2 separate regions of the Homo sapiens genome follow, and region 2 is linked to region 1. The links are chromatin loops, found by intact Hi-C in ENCODE. Cell type or tissue: gastrocnemius medialis. All regions are shown on one strand.

Region 1 (8,000 bases):
GCCGGGGTGATGGAGGAAAATAAGAACAAAGCTGGCTGTGTTTGCTTGTGTTGGAATCCAAGGAGGGGACCTACTGGAATTTCCCTCCCTTTGCTGGAGGCCAAGGTCAGGCCACTGCCCTGACCTCTGTTTCCTGGGCCCTGAGATCATGGCACTGTCAGAGCCCACTGGGAAGGACAGGCGCAGGTGATTATTTATACAAGTCTTTTCTTTCAGTGGACTATTTACGTACTCCCAACACTTTAAGGAAAGAAACTTTGGTTTCACAGTGGATGAAAGTTTTCCCATGCTTTAAGGTGACTCTTTCATACATTTCTTCTTAGTACAACACAAATCTCATTATAGGAATTTCAGTATTTTAACAAAAGGAACCACAGTCATCGTAATGAGATCCCCGAATAAAGTTCAGTTCATTTTCATCTGTCTTTTCTCCCCAAATATTATTGCTAGAAATGTTACATTATCATAAACCCGAGTTCAGGATGCATAGTTTCCACAATTGTCTTCTTTCCTCCATATACAAATTCTGATTACTGCTTTCATTTTACAAAGACCACCCCCCCCCCCGCTCCCCCTCAGGGGTGTTTCCATCTTCTCAGATATTTTTCTTTGCCTTACCCCAAGCTACGTACATAACCGGATGGCTAGAATTAGGAGAGTCGATGGTGGATATTCCTGTATCCGTCTATCTGCCCCCTGCCTGCCATGTGGTGTGGGATACATGCAGGAGGTATCCTGGGAGGGGACTGCTTCGAGGGGCTTCCCCAAGGGCATTCCTTGTGGCCATGCAGAAGGCCATGCAGAAGGACTCCCAGGGAAGGCTGTGGCCCAAGCCCTCCTAGCCAGCTCTGCCTGCAGGAGGAAGGACAAGGGACTCCTACATGGCACCCTTGGAGGCGAGGTTCGTGCACTGGAAGTTTCCAAGCAGACTTTATTTCCACTCAGCCATGTCAGAAACCTCTAGCAGGACTGGTGCTCTAACTTCACACAGGGTTTCAGAGTCAGGGCCTTCTCCCTAGTACAGTGAAGCTGCAGGTGCAGCCTGTCCCCTAGGTCCATGTGCTGCATTGGGCCAGCTGGGCAGTCATGAGCTCCCTCAGCATCCTCAGGCCCAGTAGCCACTCCTCTCTGCCTCCTCCCTGGTGTCTATTGATGTCTCTGCAGGGAACATGCTCCAGGTGACCCAGACACTGAGCACTTTGCAGGCAGGCAGCATCCTCCCCATAGCTAAGAGTAGTAACTACCTGTACCCCATTTCTTGGGAGGAAACAGAGGCTCAGTTTCAGCACGTTGTTCAATAGACTGCAGCCAGATGGTAAACATCAGAGCCAGGACGTAAGGCTCTGTTGAATTCCAAAGCCCACACTCTTAAGCAGTCTGTGGTCTTAGTAGTATCATTAATTATGCAATGATGCATCAATACTCAGGGGTCCCGTAGAGGTAGTTGGGACGTTTATCCCTGAACTAAATGGTCAAAGCTCACTATGCTTACTAAGTTTGTGCACCTGCTTTTCACAGCCTTTCTGCATCTCCCCTTATTCTCATTAGTTAAACTTGCCATGGTCATTGTTTTTGCCTAAAGCACTAGTACCCACCTGACCTGCTGTGGACCTGCTTGTTAGAATTGTTTGCAAAGGAAGCATCCATAGGCTATGAACAAGGATGCTGGGGCTTGCCTGTGAACACCAAGCTTCAGTGTGTGTTTATTCTAAGGCTTTTTTTTTTCTTTTGAGATGGAGTCTAGCTCTGTTGCCCAGGCTGGAGTGCAGTGGCATGATCTTGGCTCATGGCAACCTCCCCACCTCCCAGGTTCAAGCAATTCTCCCACCTCAGTCTCTGAGTAGTTGGGACTATAGGCGTGTACCATCACGCCTGGCTAATTTTTGTATTTTTAGTAGAGATGGGGTTCCACCATGTTGGCCAGGCTGGTCTCGAACTCCTGACCTCAAGTGATCCACCTGCCTCAGCCTCCCAAAGTGCTGGGATTACAGGTGTGAGCCACCACACCCAGCCTCTAAGGCCCTTTTGATTGCTTTTTGAATTTTGGTTATGTTTGGGATCACAGAAGGATGCTTGTTCTTATTTCTGGGCAGATGGAAGACCTTTTACCTTTTTGAAATCTGATCAGAAAAAAAAAAAAGCTTTTTGCAGGTTGGAGAGTCATCAGGTGGGGTGGGAAGGTGAGGCGGGTCTTTTGGGTTCTCTTCCCACAAAGTAGGCTGGTAGCCTTGAGTATGAGTGGGGAAACCCATGGCTCAGTCTCTGGAGAGAGAGTTTCTTCTCCTCCAACCCAAGCCCTGAGTCTGGACCCCCGAGCTTTTATTCCTGACTCCAGTGGCAACTCTCTCTAAAGCCATCTACCACCTCCAGGCCAGGCTGTTGGACGTGCAGCTCTTCCCCTGCTGCCGCCACAGAGTTTACAGAGTAAGCCCAGCCCTGCAGAGGTGACCAGTGCTGTGCAGATGTGAGGACCTGCATGGACTCGACTTTGTCAGTGCCCTGATTGCGTTCCCTGTGGAGCTGACCACGAGAGCAGGTGTTAGAGCCGTCTCTGAAGAACTGAATGTTAGAATCTATGCGCCTGCCTGTGGGGGTGGTTACGGGCATTTAGTGGGGAGGGGGGATGGTTCTCAGAACCTTGGGGGGCAGAGGCATTCAGAACTGCCTGGCATTCTCACTTCCACTGGTTTCTTTACCAGCACCAGTGTGCATTTTGTTCAGCAAACCCGGAACTCAGGAAGCTTTGCCACCTGGGTGCCTGTCAGCGGCAGCACGGTCCACCCCAGGGTGGGCTGGGGCAGAGGGCCTGCATGCCACAGCGAGAGCAGAAAGGGAGCAGAGCCATTTTGTAGAGCGAGTTTTCCAACCCCTCTTATGATCCTTCCTCTATTCTAAAGCAAAGGACATAAATACTAAACGGTGGTTCTTGCCAGTGCTGATAAGGAAAACCAGTAAATGCAGGAGTCTCATTAAGAAAATCCTAAAATTTTAGTCTTATCACTGCTGCAACATAATACAGTAAGTATGTTAATTCTAACCTCCCTTAGCTTCCCCCCGCCAAAATCCCTTTCAGCTAAGGCTGGCAGGAATGAACTGCACTCTGGCTACAGACTGAAGCCACGTCTGATTTGGATTTTTTTCCTCGCCTTGGCTTCACGTAGTGAGTCTCCTATTTGGGTGGACATGGCTTTTACCCCCTCATACTTCCCAGCTGCCTTTGCCATTATTCAGTTCAACAAACATTGAGGAAGTACCTACTGTGTGCAGGCCACAGTCGTAGGAGCTGGGAAATGTCAGAGTCAGCTGAGTTCATCTCTTTGCAAGAGCCAATAAGCCGACGAGGGAGCAATGATTTATAGGCCAAGCCTGCCAGCCGGCCTTGTCCCCAGCAAAGACTCATTTCAACAAGCTTCTCTTCCAAGTGATTATTTGCTGTTTGTACTGCTTGGACTTGGCACGCTTCTACAATTCCTTTTACCAAAGAGGAAAGAGGGACCTTGAAGTAAGTACTTACCTCGTAAAGAGAAGATTCCATGCGTCTTTCGGGAGCTTGCCTAAACACCACCAGCGTTGCTCTGTCATGTGAATGAGTTTTTTTTACCAGCATGCCTTCCTCTTCCGAAGGCCTTCCCCATCTAGGGTTTTTTCTCCCCATGACACCTCAGTGTCGTAGGTAGCGGAGATGCAAGTGTTCCCATTTCTCGGAAAAGGAAGCCGATGCTGGAGCGGGGGATGACTTGCTCAGTGCTGTGCTAGGGAGTGGCAGAGCCACCCAGGCCCAAGTGCCCGGCTCCTCATCCACATCTCTTTCTATTACACCAAACCCAGAGCGGGCAGGCAGGGCAGAAGAGACTACAGAAGCACAGGCGCCTGCTGGGCCGGCCTTGGCTCGGAGGGGCTCAGGAAGACCCAGGAAGTAGCAGGCCAGGAAATACCTTTAGGTCCTGCCCCGGGCTCCCGGGAGGCGTCGGCAGGAGAAGCAGGGCAGCAGCTGTGAGTCACGGTGATGGATGTTCATGGCTCACGGGTGGGCGGCTCGCGCGTGCACTGGTGCCAGGGTGGCCACACGGCTGGCAGGCCAGTGGGCTGGGTGTCACATTTCAGCAACATGATCTCTGCTCTGCCCAAGTGAGGAGGAACATGCTTGCGGGCATCTGTGGCCTTCAACTCAGAGAGGGGGTGGGTGGAGGGACGAGGTGGTTGAGAGGACACCTCTGATTCGATCTGTTCCGTTCCTTTGCTGGCCTTGCCACCCTTTCCAGTGCTGTGCATGTGTCCCTCCCAAGAGTCCAGAAAGCTGGATTTAAAAGTCAAAGTTTCTGAAGGACTTCATGGTGAGCAGAACACATTTGGTATGAAAACATTACAGGAAAACAAAAGCCTCCCAGGCTTCCTGCCTCTCAGCAAAAGAATTGGAAGGCATTTTCCATGTGGGGAGGGAGGCCATTTCTATTTCATGGGGATCTTAAAAGTAATTTTGCTGCCTGTAATTTTTTTTATCCAAACTCTCTCAGACTTTGGTTCTCAGCTGGATGACTTAGTGATCTCTAAAATGTGCTGACATTCTGGCTCGTAAGAATACATACTGTTACTTTTAATGAATGAGATTTGTTTTTAAAAGATCTCCTCAAATCAGCTGAGCACTCCAGGTGCAGCTATGGCACTGATGCTGGGAGGGGAGGCCAAATGCCTGACTTCAAGGTGCTGGGAGCTAAGTATTCCTGTCTCGGCACGTAGGAGGGAGGAAAAAGCCAGAGAAGACTTGAGGACTGAGAATACAGGCTAAGGCCAGGCCCACGCCTGGAAGAGAAGAACTTTCTCTTTGTCTCCTTGCCCACTGCCTGTCCCTGAGCCTGCGGGACTGGGAGGGCAGAGGACACTTCTGGGGTTTGGCCCAGAGAATTTATTTCTTCTTTTCTTGTTTTCCGCTACACCACGTGGCTTCAGACCATGACATTTCTGTTCAATGCCGTCAGTGCCTTGGTTTGAGGAGAATGTCTGTGTACCCAGCTTCCATGGCCAAGAAGAAATGGTGGCCGGAGCTTGCTGGCATCTGCTCTTGCCCTGTCTCCCTTCCTCTCTCTCCTGCGTGACCAGCAGCCAAGGGACAGTTCCTTCTGGCCAGGCAGTGGGATGGAGCTAAGGGGGAGGAGATGCAGGAGCAAGGCCCAGACCCCCGTCCTGAGCTTGGCGGCGAGGGGCCTGGTTTTGCCCTGCCTGGGAAGAGTAAGGCATGGAACCTGCTGGGACTTTCCTCGCTCCCCAGAGGCCGAGTGAGCCCCAGCCCCTGCCCCCCCCCCCCACCCGAGGCGAGCCAGCAGAGCCAGGGCCCACCCGCTATTTTTAGAAAGCTATCAGGTGCGCAGGACGCCCAGTTGCCTTTTTCCACCTATTCGGGCTCATTCTAGGGATCCTGTGTTGCTGCCCCAGGCCCCACCTGTCCTGATGTGATTGTCTTACTGTGGCCTGGAGCTGGCACGAAGCTTCCTCCCGATGCAACCCAGCCACCCTTCTGGCCTCATCTGGCCATGGCAAGTCACGTCCCTGACATCCGTGGACCTGCAGCCATTGTGTCCTCAGAAGCGTGGATGTTGGGCCCTAATGTTTGCCCTCCTCTGCTTCCTTGAGAGGAAGGTAAAGGCTGAAAGGGAAAAGCAGGTTAGGAAAAACCTGGAATAGGGATCCCATCGTGAGGAGTGTTAAGTCATTGAGTAGAAGATTCTGGAGCCTTTGTTCTAGAGGAAGCTGCATGGAGTGTGCAGTCTGGCAGGGGATGCCCACGTGCAGTCGTGGTGTTCATTGCCAGCGCATGCAGTTCAGAGGAACGTGGGCGGTCGGAGGAAGCGTCACAGGGGAGGGGAAACCAGAGCTGTGGTCAGGGCATGCGGGAGGGGTGGCATCGAAGGCAGAGGGACCACAAATGCTGCGCTCTTGGCCTGGCAGCGGGACAGCCCATGCGTGACTAAGGAACGCCGAGGAGGCACGAGGCTGGTGCAGAGGGCTCTGCAGGGGCCGGGGGAGGAGAGCCTGGAGAGAGCCTGAGACGCCCTGAATTCCAGGTGAGGTGTCTGGACGAGATCCAGCAGATGGTGGGAAAAACCACTGAAGGTTGGAGGGGAGAGAGAGGAGCCTAGTGGGCTGGTGGCCTGCTCTGCCCTCTGCCTACCAGAGTGACCTGGCCTCCTCATGGTCATAGAGCAGCAGCAGCCGTGGGTCCAGAGCAGCACCTTTGTGGCCTGCCCTCCACACCCAGCTCACAAGTCTCTAGCGTGGGGTGAGCTGGGGTTGGCTCCGTGGCTCCCAAGAGCCCATTGTTAACGTCTCTTCCCAGCTCCTCATTAGGAGACAGCACCTTGGTAGCTCGAAACGGCCACAGTGGGAATATTTATACAACAGAAACTGATGAACGCTGCATGCACATCAGGGTCTGGGTGGGTTTTTTTTGTCCACCACCACCAGCAGAGCCGGGTGTTAAACATTTACCAGTATAGCTCTGGGTAACAGGGAGCCCCCGCAGGGTTTCGTGCTCGGGGTTAGCATGGTGGGCTGAGCAGTGACCACACGGGGCTGGTATCCTGCGTTGGTGGACATGTGTTGTGTCACTTCCCTGCTAGGAAGCTAGGATGGGGAGTGGGGATGGAGCCTCAACCAGGAGAACTGGGCGACGGTGGCCATGTTGGCCCATTCTGAAACCAGGCTCCTTAACATGGGCTCCCAGACCCTAGACACGGCTCACACGGAGGACACGTGTGTTTCCTGCCTCTGCTTCATCACCTGAGCAGGCCCTGCCCAGCTACACTGGACCTCTTTCCAGTCCTTAAATGCGACCTGCTTCTTCTCCCCTTTAGAGCCAGCACGTGCTTGCCCCTCCCTCAGAATCACGCCCCCCAGCCACCCCAGGGTGGGGGCTGGGCAGCATTAGTATACCACACTGTGTCTGCAGGGCCCTCGTGGGTGTTGCCCAGCAAAAGCCCCGCCATGCTGTCTGCAGCATCCCTTCTGCCTGCTCAGAGACTGTGGAGCCCAGAGCAGGGAAGGACTGCCCTTTCCTGGGGTGGGTGGAGAGGCTTGCCTGCTTAGAAAGCTGTGAGCAGAACTTAGAGGCTGTGAGCAGAACTTAGAGGCTGTTCATCTCCGGGCACAGAGCTAGAGCCTTTCTCAGCGAAGAGTCGGCTTGGTCTTGACAGCACGGTGAAAGCAGTAGGATTGGTTCAGTGTTCTCGAGTTCCAAAACACGCAGCCCACGAAATTGTCCAACAACCTCGCCACATGGGTTGTGCTCTCATTTCAGAGGTGAGGAAACTGAGGGCCAGGTGGTTAGCTTACACCCCAAGCCTCCATAGGAGCAACTGGTAGTCCCCAGGCCTTGATCTTGATTCCTGGAGCCCTAAACCCCGAGTCAGCTTTCTGCATTGAAGGTTTTGGACCATTCATCCCAACCAAACGTAGACATCAGGAGCAGCCCAGGCTCTGCCAGGAGATCAAGGTGCAAGGCCCCCAGGCTACTGCAGACCCCATCACCACCACCCCTCTGGGACCTGCCTCTAAAATGGGAGTTAATGGCGGCTGTGAATACACTGTTGCATTTGTTGCTCTTTTGGGAAAAGAAAAACCTGGCTTCTAAGAGCTGTTGTATTTTATTTTTCTGTAAAGAAGAAATTAATTTTAGTCTTTCTTTTTGGTTTAAAATGTTGTTCTTTGCTTTTTCTGCCCTACAATTTAAAAGGAAACATTTGTCTGTTGAGAAAAGAAATGGTAATTATAGACTAAAAATTGTTTCTATTCTGATTTGAAAAAGTGACAAAAAAAAATTCCATCGCACAGATGGGGCTCTGCTGACGGAGGGTGTTTAACAATGAAGCCCTGGGCCGGTTTGGGGCTCGGAATGGCTGGAGGTGGGTGTGGGATTGGGTGTTGTGGGGCGAGGGGCTGTTTCCGAGGCTGGTCTCCATTTCCGATGCTGGTTAGTCACTAGTTCCTGCACTCTCCGTGTGGTTCAA
Region 2 (8,000 bases), 65 kb after region 1:
ATAGGAAGGAAACAGTGCCAAGCCCACCAGCCGCCCTCCCAGAAACGAACTTCCAAGCAATAGCAGACTCTGCTCCAGAGAAGGAGAAGCACTTTATTTGCTCTACCACCGGGGAGAGTTTAAAATTAGACCAGGCGAAGCTCAGGAGGATATGCTGTTGGGAGCAGTTCTGGTGGCCTTTGGAAGGGTTGGCTGGGATGTGGCTGATGGGCTTTTTTCATTCCCAATGTTTAAGCCTAGCCTGGAGCCAGGACTATGCAGAACGAGAGCACACAGAAGGCCTCTGGGGAGGCTTAACTATCTAGGGACACCTCTCAGCCCTGTGTCAGGAATTGTTGCAGAACCCTTGAAGTAAGCAGAGCTTAAATGGAGTGTGACCTCAGAAAATGCTACTTAAAAAAAATTGTGGTAAGCGATACATAAAATAAAATTTGCCATTTTAAAGTGTACAATTCAGGGGTGTTTTGTACATTCCTAAGGCTGTGGGACCATCACCACTATCTAGTTCCAGAATGTCTTTATCACCCCAAAAGGAATCCCCATACCCATTAAGAGCAGCCTCCCCCCCATTCCTTCTACCTAAAAGCATTACTTTTTTTTTTTTTTTTTTTTTTTGAGACGGACTCTTGTCCAGGCTGGAGTGCAATAGCGTGGTCTCAGCTCACTGCAACCTCCATGTCCTGGGTTCAAGCAATCCTTCTGCCTCAGCCTCCCAAGTAGCTGGGATTACAGGCACCTGCCACCATGCCCGGCTAATTTTTGTATTTTTTAGTAGAGATGGGGTTTCACCATGTTGGCCAAGCTGGTCTTGAACTCCTGACCTCAGGTGATCCGTCCACCTGGGCCTCCCAAAGTGCTGGGATTACAGGCATGAGCCACCGCGCCCGGCCAGCGTTACTTTTTAAAGTAAGGATCGGGGGATGACCTCAGGAAACGTCCATTTAGCTGATGTTGGGGAGGGAGAAGCCCTTGTGCTTGAGCTTAGCCCCTCCTTGGTGCCCCTCAGCCTCGAGAGGGCTGCCTGCCCCTCTCCCTTAGCACACGCCGCATTGTAGTTAGTTGTCTAAATGCTCTCTTCCCCCCACGGGCACTGCCAGTGTCTGATTCCTCTCTGTGACCCCAGCTCCTAAAACAGCAGGGAGTATCTCGCAAGCCTCAGCGACATTTGTTGGCCGGAAGGATATAAAAACCAGTCATTCAGTAGCTGATGTGCTCCGTCTTATTGTTGGGGGATATAACTCTTTGTCCCAGAGTTGTCATACTTTTGATCCCTGCACAGAAAGAAGCAAACCCAGAGTAGGAAGAACAGGCCTTTCATGTCGCTCCTTTTAATTAGACGCCCTGTTAAATTGCAGCAATTTTGCACTGTGGTTCCCTCTCAGCGTGTCGAGAAGCTCTGAAGACGCTCTTAACCAAGGAAGCCAGGAGTTCATTTTATTCTTTTCCTCCTTATTTTCTTCCAAAGGCCAATTTACTTTTTTTTTTTTGGACATTTTGCTTTTTGCCGGTGCTGTTCGTTGATATTTGTGTATATAACAATGCTCCTTTCATAAAGGAGGTGAGCGTGGTGGAGTGGAATCCTCAGGGCCCCCCACTAATCACTTTTGATGGAGTAAGACTTGGAGAATCAATGATTTTGCCTTAGAGTCAGAGGAAATTTGCTGTTCTCAAGCCCTCGTACATGGAAATATAAGCCACCAGGAGAGCCCAGCCTCCCCCGGGCTACCCGAGTCCCCCCTCCACTGCCTGGCAGGAGCTGGAAAGATCAAAGGGACAGATGACAGTGCTTGGCGCCCATTTGTCACTCCATTGGAGGGAACCAGTTGCAGTGTTAACAGTCAGGCCTGGTCCCATGTTTCATGAATATTTGAGAATGTTTGCTGGCAGAATTCTAACTGCGCTGTGTCCTCCACGGCGTACGTGTCACCCATATTCCAGAGCCTAATCGGAGCTCTGGGGGAAGGAAGCACCACTTCTCCATTAGATTCCTTTATTATCCTAAAACATGCCTGCTAAGCGGTTCCGTGTCTGGGGTCTAAAGTCCGTGTGGTCCTTCTCATTCTTGCTCCTCCAAGAATCCTGACGCATGGGCAGGGAAAGTGTTTTATTGTTATGGACTAATAATTTAGAGGCTAGGGAAGGAATGGCCTTGTGTGCTGGCCTCGTTGTAACAATTTTTCTCATGTGTCTTCCAGCCTGTTCATCTGTCGCGTTTATTTCTAAAAAGTCCTCTCACCTGCCCTCTGCTGTCCTCAGATCCCATCCACGGCCCTCACCTCCCTCATCCTTCTCTGTAACCTCTGACAATTCTGGATGACCTGGTCCCCGCCATGCACTTTGGGCTTGCCCCTGCCCTGTGAGTAGCCTGACAACCCTGCACACACCCCTGGGGTGGTGCCAGTGCCTGCTCCTCCTCCTGGCCTCCCTGCCACCCAGCCCGGCATGAAGCTGAACATCGAGTGGGCCCCAGGAGAGAGGCTGAGTTGGTATGGCCAGGACTCTCCCTTGGCCCAGTGGGAAGGTGCACCTGCCCACTTGGGAGCAGGCCTCAGCACCCCTCACCAGTTTCAGGTTGCCCACTCTCAACAGCAGCTAAGTCAGAGCTCCGAGGGCTGCTCCCCACCCACCTTCAGCCTCCCAGGCCTCCCCTTGCCCGCCTGGGCCCTGGAGACACATGCTTCAGCCACAGGCAAGTCTGTTTCCCTTCCATGGGGTTTTCTCCACACCACAGCAGTGGTACCTCTGGGCTTCTCTCCCTGGCCCCTGCCCCAAGGAGCCCAGATCCAGTGTGGTGCTTCTTAGACTGTGGTCTGAGGCCTCCTGCTTATAGAACAGGCAGATTCCCAGACATTGCCTCTCCCCTAACCAAAGTTTATTGATTCTGAGTCTCTAGGGCTGTGGCCTATATTTGCATTTTTAACAATCTCCCTCGGGACTTTTTATGCACTGAGATTTGAGGCCAGGGTTGTTCTAGGCTGTACCGGCAGGTGGACTGGAGGCCACAGAGAAGAGGCAGAGTGAAATTGTGCCGGGCCTGGCTTGGAGCACCCACCAGCCCCCGGAAGACAAGTCTCACCCAGAGCTCTCCGGTTAAGCCTGCCGAGAGAGAGGCACCAGGAGGCAATCTCCACACTCTCAGACACCAGCCGTACCCAAAGATTGATGATTTCAGACACCGGGCCTCCCGGCCACATCCTCACTGCCTCACTCACGCGTCACACCATAGCTCTTGGTTTATGTGTTTGTCTCCTGGTTACACGTGTGTTCCTCGAGCCCCAGGATGCGTCTTATTCATTCTTCTCTCCACCCGCCCACTGGGGTTTGATATGTTGAAGTTGCTCAATAAATGTCTGTGAATTTAATATAATCAAATGGCTGAATTGAGGCAGAAATGAGCCAGGCGGCCTTTGCGCCCCGTTCCTGGGCTTGTGCCTTGCCTGCAGGAATGGAGAAAGGCCTGGCCTGCCTACACTTCCCCTGGTGAAGGAAATATTGATTTTGCTGTTTGTTTTGCAAGGAAGCTGTCCCCACTGGGACAGCCAGATCTAGAGCACATGAAATGGAAACTCCGAAGAAGGCAGTGCGCTGGCAGCTGGTCTATTAATAGGGCGGCCTGGGTGTGTCCAGGTGGAGGCGGCCCTGGGCCTGTGGGGCACCCTTGGAGCTGTGGCCTTGGGGACCAGGGTTATCCCGGAATCCCGCCACCCACCCACCTCGGTTTAGCTCCACTCCACACTGCTGTGGAGATGTGAAACGTGGCAAAGTCATTTGCAGGTTGCCTTTTCAGTGGGAGCCAAGTTGAGCGGCCTTGGCCCCAGGACCCCAGAGAAGATCTCCTGCCACCCCTGTTGGCTAGAACACAAGGGTCAGCAGACAGAAAGCCCATTTGGGACCTGCAGAGAAGTAGGCTTTTCCTCTCTGCCTCAGAGGAAAATCTGAGTTGAGCAAACAGTCCAACTCAGCAGCCATCTGGATGTTACATGGTCCAGAAGCTAAATCCAGCACTCTGGTTACTCAGAACAATTCTCTCAGGAGCCTTCCCAAATTTGGGACTCAGTGACCTTTAAAGGGGGTGCTAGTTCTGTAAGCACAGGGCAGGTGAGGCTGCCATGTACAGCTGTACAAGCTGTGCACTGAACAACTGTCAACGTCTATTCTGGGTCCTGCCATATTGTGATAACTTGCAAAGGCATGCAGCTGGCATCCTGGGAGAGCCCAGCCAGCCCTTCCAAAGGGAGGCTGCCTAAAGACCAGGAAATGGAGCAGCCAGCTGTGCTGGAAGGCCCAGTGTTCAGACACCTCACTTTACAGACAAAAGCAGAGGCCTAGAGAGGGAAGGGAGACGTTCAAGGTCACACAGCATCTATGGAAGAGCCAACTGCATGGCTGGGCTTCCTGGCCCCAAGCCCGCTCCTGCCCCTTGCCCGCTTTTCTTCTGTTGTATTCCTCTGATACTCTCTCTGCCCTGGGACCAGGGAGGGATGCAGCTTTGAAAGAAGCACACATTCTGAAGTTTTTTTGCCTCTGCCCAAGCAGAGTTCTAGCTTCTGGTTTTCTCGAAGGCCCTCGGTCGGGCAGGTCCTTCTCCCTGCTGTTTGTTCCAGCTCAGACCTATATGTTTTGTCCATTTCACGCTCCACCTCCTGCTCTCCCCAGATTGTTTCCTGTAGGTTTTGTTTTTGCATCTGCCCCTGCCAAAGTATGTGGGTTGACGTGGAAGACCTGAACACTCTGGGAGCCTTTGAAGCAAGGATGGATTTATTCCTTTCAGGCCACAGACGCCATGCCGAGGCCCTGGTTCCCCTCCAGACCTGTGCGAGGTCCTGAGCATGGCCCAGTGCATGCTAAAATCCCCACCCACACACAGAGGCTGCGGATCCATCCCCGAACTTCAGGGGCAGCTTCTGAAGTCCAGGCCACCTAGAACCAGGGTCCCTAGCTCCCCTTCTGGAACCCAATCCCCTACATGGCCCAGGACCCAAGCAAGGCAGGGAGAGTGCGCCGTGAGTCAGCAGCAGATCAAGTGGTCGTTTATTCAGCAGCGATGGCAGCCAGAGGCCCACATCCATGCATTCATTCACTCCATAGATAAGTGTTTATTTAGGATCTACCGTGTGCCTGTGCTGAAGTGAGAGGCCCTGATCGCCACAGACGTCCCTGCCGCTGGGAGCTCACATGCTAATGGGTGAAAGCCGATGACAAAATAAGTCAGGAAATCTCAGATGGCCCAACGACCCCCCTGAGAAATAAAGCAGGAAAAGAAGTCTGAGAAATAAAGCAGGAAAAGAAGTCCGAGAGCGCCAGGCCGGAAGGTGGGGAGCGCTGCGACTTTAAACAGCACACTCAGGGGACTCTGAGCAAAGACCTGGCAAGGTGAGGGGCAGCCATGTGGGTATCTGGACAAGCATGTTGAGGCCAGGGGTGAAAAGGAGCAACGGCCCTGAGGGAGGGGTGAGGAACAGACAAGAGGCCGGTGCCCTTGGGGCAATTTAGCTGTATCTCTCCGGCTGCCCTGCAGACTAAACAGGACAAGGAAAGAGCCAGGACACAGTCCGCAGGCTCCTGTGTCCTGTCCCGTCCCAGGCCAGCCCTCTCTGTGCTCCTGAGCCACATGACAGCTGCTTCCTGGGCAGAGCCTTGGGCGTCCACAGCACTTCAGACTCACTTCTTCCCCCACGTGACTCTTCACATCTCAGCCTCCCCCTGGGTTTCCTGATGTGGAGCCCCCATCCCAACCCCCATGTTCCCATCCGCATGTCCCTGACTCCTCCTGCTCCTTACCCCCCACAGCCAGTGACTACTCTAGGTCTGTCCATTCTGTTGTTAAACCTCTCCACTGTCCATCCTGTCACTGCGTCTGCTCGGCCACCGTGCTGGCCAAGGTCCTCGCCCGGTCTCCTCTGGACTGCTGTAAAACCTCCCATGGGTCTCCAGCACTCCATCCTGTCCCTCCAGCCTGCCCTCTCTACCCTCCAGAGACCCCCATCCACAATCAAGATAGAACTCGCCTTCCTCGTCGCGTTCCAACCTCATCTGCTGCCCACACCCACCCGCCCCTCAGGGCAGCCCCCCTGGGAGCGGTGCACATTCTCATGCTGCTCGTTTCAGCTTCTGCCCTCACTCCTTCCTCTTCCTTTATCTCCAGAAACCTGGTCCTAACCATCTCTTTCCTGAAGTCTTTCTTGCCAAGCCCGTTTAGCCTCAGAGCAGCTCCCCTTAGGACTGCCAAACAGGCATCTGCCGTGACTTGGAGCACGGAAGGTTTTCAGCAAATGTTTGTTGAATGAGTGAATGATGGGCTTTTCTTGAGCACCTACTGGAAGCGGGCTGCACCCACTCACTGCTGTGGAAATTAGAGACCCTCTGGAGGGGCCCATCCTCATCAGTGGTTGGTGGCCCCAGCTGGCCTGCAGCAGCAGTGGCATTCACAAAGGGAGCCAGCCAGGGGCACAGGAGCACGTCAGAAGCCCGGCCATCAGGCTGGTGACCCCGGCTCCAGGGCCCCATTAGTCCCAGGGGTGCCGATTCCCATCCTGAGCCCCTGGTTGCCCACCCAAAGCTCCAGGCCACTCTGACCCTAAGACCCAGGAGTCCTAGAGGCTGAGCCCTGCTGTCTCTGAGCTCTGCTTCCTGGAGCTGTTATTTGTGTCCTGGGGCAGCTGCTCGGGAACATTCTGACCTGGGAGCCAAGCAGGGACCTAGCAGTTGAGCTGCCCAGAGAGAGGCTCAGGGTCCACATGGCCGCAGGCCGGGGGCCTCTCCAGGAGCACAGAGATGTGTGCAGGCCCTGCCAGGCTGGCTGCAGCCTGGGTCTCCTCTGAAGTCAGCCCTGCTTTGGGGTCGCATGGAATTTTTAGTGCAAAGCAAGAATCCATCCTCTTTCCATAGTAGACCTGACAGGGATGTGGCTTATCTGCCCAAAAGAGAGGGAAGAACCAAGAGCTTGCAATGACCTTGCTCCTTCTCAGGGACAGCCAAGAGGACAAGATTCTTTATGAATCTGTTGAAGCAAACAGACCATCTCCTGGCCCCCAAAGGGGAATGGAAGTCCCGGTGACCTTCTGCAGGTAAGCTGGTGTCCCCTCCCTGCAGGCACGTTGGTCCAGGAACTTTACACTTGACCCAAAAGCCTCTCTTGAGAGATTTCCACCATTTGGTTTTGTAGGTCTTTAAGACTTTTCCCAGCTACCCCACTGGTCTTCTCAGGGCTTCATTGTTCTCTGCTCGAGTGCTGTGGTTTGTGTCCACCGTGGAGTCATGCAGAAATTAGCAAGCAGGAGCGGGTGGGGATATTGAGGTCCTAGATAAGTTGAAGTAGACTAGAGATGTCCTTTGGGAAGGGGGCCACCCCAGCTCCCGGGAGTCCTTGGGCTGGAGGTTGTCAAGCAGGCTGGAGAAAGAACATCTTTGTCACCAGCGTGCCTCCTCTGGTGGCTTGTTGACTGTCCAGGACTTCTAATGTGATCCTGAGGCTCAAAAATGAAGAAAATCAGTCACTGATCCCAATGTTTTATTTACTAACCCTGTGGATGCTTGGGAGCATTCAGACACTGGAAGGTTTGGGTTGGATTTTTCACATTCTTTTCTGTGTGGAAGAGTGGGGGTGGTCATACAAGAGGGGTGAAAACAGGGCCTGCGGTGAATAGCTGCACAGCCCTTTTACTCTCCCCAAGCCCGGTCTCCAGGCCTATGTGTCTAACAGATGCATCTATTCAGTGCATCTGTTTGGTGCTGGTGCTTCTGGGTCCCCTTGGACAGCAGAATGTGTATGGGTCTCCCTTTCCTGTGGGGTGGTTCCTCTCACCACTCCTTTGGGGCAGTGGTGCGGAGGAGAAGTGATGGAAGGACGTCAGACCCCTCGGGGAACGTGGGGTCAGGACCAGGGTGGTCCAGGGAGCCTGCTCCCATCTACTGTGCCTTGACACCTAAAACCCAGCTGTGAAATGCAGTGTCTTCACCTCGGAAAGCCCTCCCAGGGGCTGCCCTTACAGTTTAGATAT

Evidence for each region. A loop is a pair of places that touch in the nucleus more often than their neighbours do. Peaks named below come from ENCODE experiments on the same cell type or tissue, not always from the same donor. Only the 100,000 strongest peaks of a DNase experiment are listed, where the experiment ranks them.
Region 2: it touches region 1 in a loop (6-fold over the local background); 4 of 110 quality-filtered maps call a loop at or near these places.

What each region holds. Positions count from the first base shown.
Region 1 is chr2:23,520,437-23,528,436 of GRCh38, forward strand. All of the region lies in intron 2 of KLHL29 (kelch like family member 29), which reads left to right. LOC105374325 (a long non-coding RNA gene) reads right to left here. Exons shown (of 2, transcript XR_939831.2): 1 at 3,515-8,000. Among named protein-coding and RNA genes, the nearest start is that of LINC02923, 140 kb to the left of the region's middle. RefSeq lists enhancers at 1-193, 2,768-3,967. In gastrocnemius medialis, no CTCF peak of the experiment used is centred here; DNase peaks (open chromatin) are centred at 3,335, 3,685 and 4,085; H3K4me3 peaks cover 3,104 bases; H3K27ac peaks cover 5,275 bases.
Region 2 is chr2:23,585,771-23,593,770 of GRCh38, forward strand. The region is part of intron 3 of KLHL29 (kelch like family member 29); the gene reads left to right. Among named protein-coding and RNA genes, the nearest start is that of LINC02923, 200 kb to the left of the region's middle. In gastrocnemius medialis, no CTCF peak of the experiment used is centred here; DNase peaks (open chromatin) are centred at 3,291, 3,611 and 4,171; H3K27ac peaks cover 8,000 bases.